2 separate regions of the Homo sapiens genome follow, and region 1 is linked to region 2. A link is a loop called in an ENCODE intact Hi-C map of the cell type or tissue named here. Cell type or tissue: HepG2. All regions are shown on one strand. Each heading gives the region's core, and the rest is flanking DNA. Links, peaks and the distances in the headings are about the cores only. Region 1 overlaps SLC24A3 (solute carrier family 24 member 3). Region 2 overlaps SLC24A3 (solute carrier family 24 member 3).

Region 1 (2,909 bases), core at 97-2,596, 200 kb before region 2:
CATCTGCCCGCCTCTGCCTCCCTAAGTGCTGAAGTTACAGGAGTGAGCCATCGTGCCTGGCCCCCAAGTACTTCATCTACCTATTTTGTTTATGCCTACAAGCAATCTTAAGGGAAAGTATAAGCATTTTCCCCATTTATGAGAGGTTAAGTAAAGTCTCTCAGGTTAAACAAATATTCAGTGGTTGGTCAAGGATTTGAATTCAGGCGTTCTGACTCCAGGGTCTTAAATCATTTTTTTCTTTCCAACTTTTATTTTAGGTTCAGGGAGTCCGTGTACAGGTATCTTATCCACCTCCCATCCTGTACATGGGTAAGTGCATGTTGCAGAGGTTTGGTGTACACATTATCTCGTGTCTTAAATCTTAACCATTAAAGCAGTAGTTCTCAAACTGTAGTTCCCCTCAGAGCCCCCTGGAGGGACTAGGAAACCCAGATGACTGGACTGCTGTCCTCAGAGCTTCTGATTCCGTGGGTGTGGGGAGGCAGATGGCGGGTGGCTTTCTTTCTTTTTTTTGCTCTCTCTGTTGCCCAGGCTGGAGTGCAGTGGCACGATCTCGGCTCACTGCAAGCTCCACCTCCTGGGTTCACGCCATTCTCCTGCCTCAGCCTCCCTAGTAGGGACTACGGGCGCCTGACACCACGCCCGGCTAAGCTTTCTAACAGGCTCCCAGGGGCTGCTGTTGCCTGGGGTTGGGGCAGGGCACACACTTGAGAACCACTGCCCTGGACACAACCCAAACTTGGGAGAAAGCCCCAAAACTCAGTGAGCAACTTAACCGACATGGTGAGACCTGAGTCCCCGCTGGGATGAGCCTGGGAGAGGCGTCCCTTTGCCTCTGGTCACGTGCTTGTGCGCTCCTGGCTTGATGATCATCTGAGAGTCCATGTGGAGTGGAGCTTTTGGGCTTCTGTCCAGCCAGAGAGAGGCCCAGGACACAGCCGAGGCTTCTCATTGCCATCACCATGAAGTCAATGAGACCAGAGCTGGGAGGTGGTGAGTGCAGATGGAAATGCATTAGCCTGGAGGGGGCACCATAGACCCCAGCCCTGCCTTCCACATCCCTAGCAATGCTTTTCCACTTAGAAAAGGTGGGGCTGGACTATCTATCCCTGGCAGTTTGGAATTTGAATTCAAATGTATCAAATTTTCACAGGTCATAGTTTGAGATTCTGTTTCTAAGTGCCTGTCCCACCCTGCCTTAAGAAAATGTGTCTTATCCACCTCCTATCTCTTCACTGCCCGGGGTCTGGTCCTGCCCACTCTTTCCAGTTTCCCAAGGACTTCTATGTAAGTTTCTTTGTTCAGTTAGCAACATATTATTAACCTCTTTTCCTGTAAATAAAGAGAAATATTCCATAGCTTTCAATAACGGTGTGACATTTACCTGTGTGGACCCTTTGTCTTTATTTACTTAGACTTCTCTTATGAGGCACTCACGTGACTCCTGTTTTCTCTCTATCGTAAACACACTGCATCCTTGTACATTCATCTTGCCTTATAACAAATTCCTGGGAGCGTATTCACTGGGTCCAGTAATGACAGTATTTCCCTAGTGAGGTACTCAAGGGCGCAGGTGCCCACCAGTCTCTCGATCCGTTAACATTTCAGTCTTGGTGAAATAATGTCACAGGCTCCCAGAATCCCTCCACTGAAACACTTATTCCTCACCACTGTGTTTTTCTATTCGCAAGTATCAAGGCACAGGTGAGCTTTTGATGTCTTTTCCATGACTTGTTTCAAGACAGGTCCCCGAGTGAATGCAGAGCATGAATTTGAGGTTGTCCTAGGATGTGGATAGAGTTGGGTCATGGGCCATCAGTCAGTTACAGTGGGAACTGTGGTGGGCTAGCCCGGACTCAAGGGCAGAAAGTCCTTAACAGCCCTGACTGAAGAGCACAGGATGTGCACACAGGAGCCCTCTTCTGGGCCACATGTGCGGATTGAGAAATTCAGGGGAAAACCTGACTTGCGGAGGTGGCCAGAAAATGGAATCAGGGCTGAGAAAGCAGGGACAGGATGTAAAGGGCTCCCCCTGGCTAGGCTGAGGCCTCTTGGGAAGGGTTCAGCGCAGGTTGCACTCTCCTTGTCACCTACAGGGCTTTCCCAAGATTGCTGGGGGGCAGCCCTGGTAGTGGGTGGGAGGTGGCCCTGGTGCTTTTTCTGCCTACTCTTAAAGCCCTGTTGAAAATAAAAGGCCTTTCATACAGAGCAGCCCAGCCCTGAACACTTGTGAAATACCAAGAATGAAATCGCAGTGCACTGCCACCTAGGCCATTGGAAGTTAGTAGTTTTTATTCACCAGTGAAAAGATCAGTAGAACCTGGAGAAAGGTGTCATGAAAGGCTCTTCATCACAGCAGCTGTCAGGCCTTGCCCAGCCTTCTCGCCAACACTGGCTGCCAGAAATGGGCTTTCCTATGTCTTCTTAGAGCTGGACCAGTGTCTGGCTCAGCCACTCCTGCCACACAGCTCTGGCTCTTCGACTTCTGGGCTCTGGCTCATGACTTCCTTGCCTTCCTCTGTGACTGCCCCTCAGGACTCCTGAGGCTCTCAGTTCAAGAGCACATGCGTGCATATTAATGCATTCATACCACACACATACGTGCGCACACGTGTGTACACACACACACATGCACACACACAAAGCCAGTAAGAGAGGTTGTGGATTTGAGCCCATTCACGTGCATGCTCACAAAGCCAGGACCGAAGAGAGAGCTAGAGTCAATTGGGTAAGGAATGATCACATAAAACTCTCTCTGCTTTAGATCACCAAACGGTGAACTCTTCGTATTCTCACTCATTTGCTGTCAGTGATTTTTTTTCTTCCTGGGCCTGGTGTCTGGGGCCTGTTTGTTAGTACTTAATGTTGAAATTAGCAACAATCATAGCACAGTCTACATACAGAGT
Region 2 (2,909 bases), core at 168-2,667:
TGCTTGGACAGGGAAGTGCATCCGCTGGCCTGGAGACCCCAGAGAGGAGCCTTTCATCTCTAACAAGGAAAACAACGTGGAAACTGTAGCTATGTGCTTGATTTTGGTTTTCCCTGCCCAGCAAACATAGTCCTTTCAGTTTAACAACCCCCATCTCCTATATCCTCAGTACTTGCCCTTTTTTCTTTCCTGTAGCCTGCCTTCATATATTTATACAACATGATCAGCTCGGCTAAAGCCCTGCCCGTAGGTCATTTTTTCCCTGCCCTTCTGCAACCACAACCTTCATCAATCAAGCCTATAAGACATCCTGAAGTAGGAATTTCTGCTTAACTTTGAAATATAAGTGATACTGGTGCCTAACAGCCAGCTTCCCAGTGTATTCCACTGGATCCCTCTCCTCAGATGAAATCACCATGGCCTTAGCTAAGCCGTCTGCACCCCCACCCAAGAGCTGAAGAAGTGAGAACTACACCCACTCAAGGGAGTTCCCGTGATATTGAGTGGGAAAAGTCTACGGGGGGCTGTTTTCTTTGCAGCAAGGAAGGAAAGAGTTTCAGGTTTCAGTCTCTTGAAAGAAAACGATGATGTTGATTTTCTCCCATTATTTTCACTGCTTAAAATTCTCATGGTGCCAGTGATTACAATACATGCTATGAAGTCTTAGCTTCAGCAATGCAGCCTCTCCTGCTTCATGGTGACAATTTACAGTAAGCAAACCCAGGGGCTGACATGGCGATGTTGAGACAGCCACCTGCCTCCCAGCTCAGCCAGCCTCTTCTCTCCCGCGTATACTAGGGGCTCCTGGCTCTTCCTCCCCTGCTCCTCCATGTTGAGCACTCCATTCCCTTGGCAGCTCTCTGGGTTGTTCTGATATCCAGGGATTCGCCGGCCTGATGTAAGCCCGTCTTGCTTGGAAGAATTCTGGAGCAGACACCAGGAATGAAAAGCCGGTTTCCATGGTACCCAGCCGTTTCTCTGAAGCCTGGAGGAAATGAGTGCTTTTTTCAAATTCATTCCTGTTGAACATTTAGCTCAGCAGCAGAACACGTGGAAACCTCAGGGCGAAGCCAAGGGTATCTTTGGATGAACCACATGTGGGTCAGAGGGCAGAGGCCCCCTGACCAGCTGGTGCTCAGCAGATCTGAGATCCAGCTATCAGTATCACCCTTGGTGGTCTCTGGGCTATCGCAGAGCCTGGCCCCCAAACAGAACCAACAGGGCACAGAGAGAAGAACGCTTACCCAAGGGTTGCTTTCACAAATCTGATGGGGAAGAAGCTGAGTCAGTTCCAAAGCCCACAACAGGAGGTCCGTCAAGTGCAACTCATCGTTGAGGACAGAGTGTTGACCCCAGGACAGAGCACCAGGCAGGACCTGCCCCTGGAACACCACCTTGCCTCAAGACAGCAGCGGCTAAAGCCGCCTTCAGTAGGCTGCCTGCCTTGAGGTGATTCCCTTCCTTCCAGGAGATTTAATAGAACTGCGAAAATGGACTTGAACTGACTTCATTTCAACTTCACTACCTTGGCAGGCTGGACATGGAGGGAGGACTGGAACGTGAGCACCACTTAGTGGTCATTTGCAGGAACTGCGGGTGCAACTTGTTCTAGTCTAGAAAGAAATGATTTCAAGTTTTCTTCTACACTAGTAATACTTATCTAAGGGATGGGGGATGTTGCTTTGATTTCTTTTACTCTCAGCTAGTAGAGCATAAACTACAGAGGGATACGCAACACGTGTCTTAAATGTATTGAATAACATGAAATCTTTAAGGAATAACAAATTCATTTCCTAACCTTCAGCAAACTCAAGTGAAAGGAACCTCATCCTTGCCGTTTGTAGAGTTTTCTGAGGGAGCGATTCAAATGCTCCATCAAGATGGTCCAGCAAGGTACCCTCCCGATGGAACGTTCTGCAAACAGCGCCAGTCCTAATTTCCAGTCTTCGGAAGAGGCGATGACCAGCTGCTTGTTCTCCAAATAACAGCACTGAATGTTCACAGGCAGTTGATAGCTCATCTCCACCTTCTTTCTCATGATGAGGAAGCCCTGCTTCTGTTTAGAGTTTTTTTAGAGACAGGGTCTTGCTGTCTCCCCAAGGCTGGAATGCAGTGGCCAGATCATAGCTCACTGCAGCCTCAAACTCATGGCTCAAGTGATTCTCCCACCTTGATCTCCCAAGGTGCTAGGATTGCAGGCATGAGCCACTGTGCCAAGCCAATTTAGATTTTCTCAGAGTCCTGATTTCTAGTCCCTTTTGTTCATTTCATTGTTCTTTTCTGAGTCCTCTCATTCCTCCACACAGTCCTCTCAAAGGAGAAGGATAAACCCGAATGATATTTGCCATCAGCCACAGGGTAGAGAAGCCCTGACTTTGTGGAGGCCTCCTCCTCCACCTCCTCCTCCTCCTCCTCCTCCTCCGCCTTCTCATCCTCCTCCACTTCCTCCTCCTCCTCCTCCTCCGCCTTCTCATCCTCCTCCTCTTCATCTACCCTTATGCATTCTGAGTGATGGGGCATCTTCACACAAGGCAGAGATCAAAGGGGAAACTATATCAGTTATTTGCATGTTTCCGGATCTCCTCCATTAGTTAGTACTTGTAGTGAGATCACCTGCATTTCTCTTTCCCTGTCTGCCTCCCTGAACCATATCCCCAACCACAGCTCCCCAAGCCACAACCATCCTCTTGACTCCAGGGTCATGAAGCTCTGGACCTAATTGCATATTTTGTCCAATCTCACCCGGATTTGCCCACTGTTTCTCTGATTATTGTGCTCCTGTTTGGGGTCCCTCCTAAAATTAAGCCCAATCTCATTTTTTCTTTGCTATGATCATTGAAATGATCAGTAGCTAAAGTCCTATGAATCTCAGGGCTGACTGCTAGCAGACAGGAAGAGTACTTTCTTCC

The links. A loop is a pair of places that touch in the nucleus more often than their neighbours do. Peaks named below come from ENCODE experiments on the same cell type or tissue, not always from the same donor. Only the 100,000 strongest peaks of a DNase experiment are listed, where the experiment ranks them.
Region 1: a loop joins it to region 2, with 12 times the contacts of the local background. A loop is called at or near these places in 2 of 110 quality-filtered maps.

Annotation. Positions count from the first base shown.
Region 1 is chr20:19,461,771-19,464,679 of GRCh38, forward strand. The region is part of intron 2 of SLC24A3 (solute carrier family 24 member 3); the gene reads left to right. Among named protein-coding and RNA genes, the nearest start is that of SLC24A3-AS1, 180 kb to the left of the region's middle. In HepG2, for the core only: a CTCF peak has its summit at 1,084; no DNase peak of the experiment used is centred there.
Region 2 is chr20:19,661,013-19,663,921 of GRCh38, forward strand. The region is part of intron 7 of SLC24A3 (solute carrier family 24 member 3); the gene reads left to right. Among named protein-coding and RNA genes, the nearest start is that of RIN2, 96 kb to the right of the region's middle. In HepG2, for the core only: a CTCF peak has its summit at 1,553; a DNase peak (open chromatin) is centred at 1,549; H3K4me3 peaks cover 461 bases; H3K27me3 peaks cover 511 bases.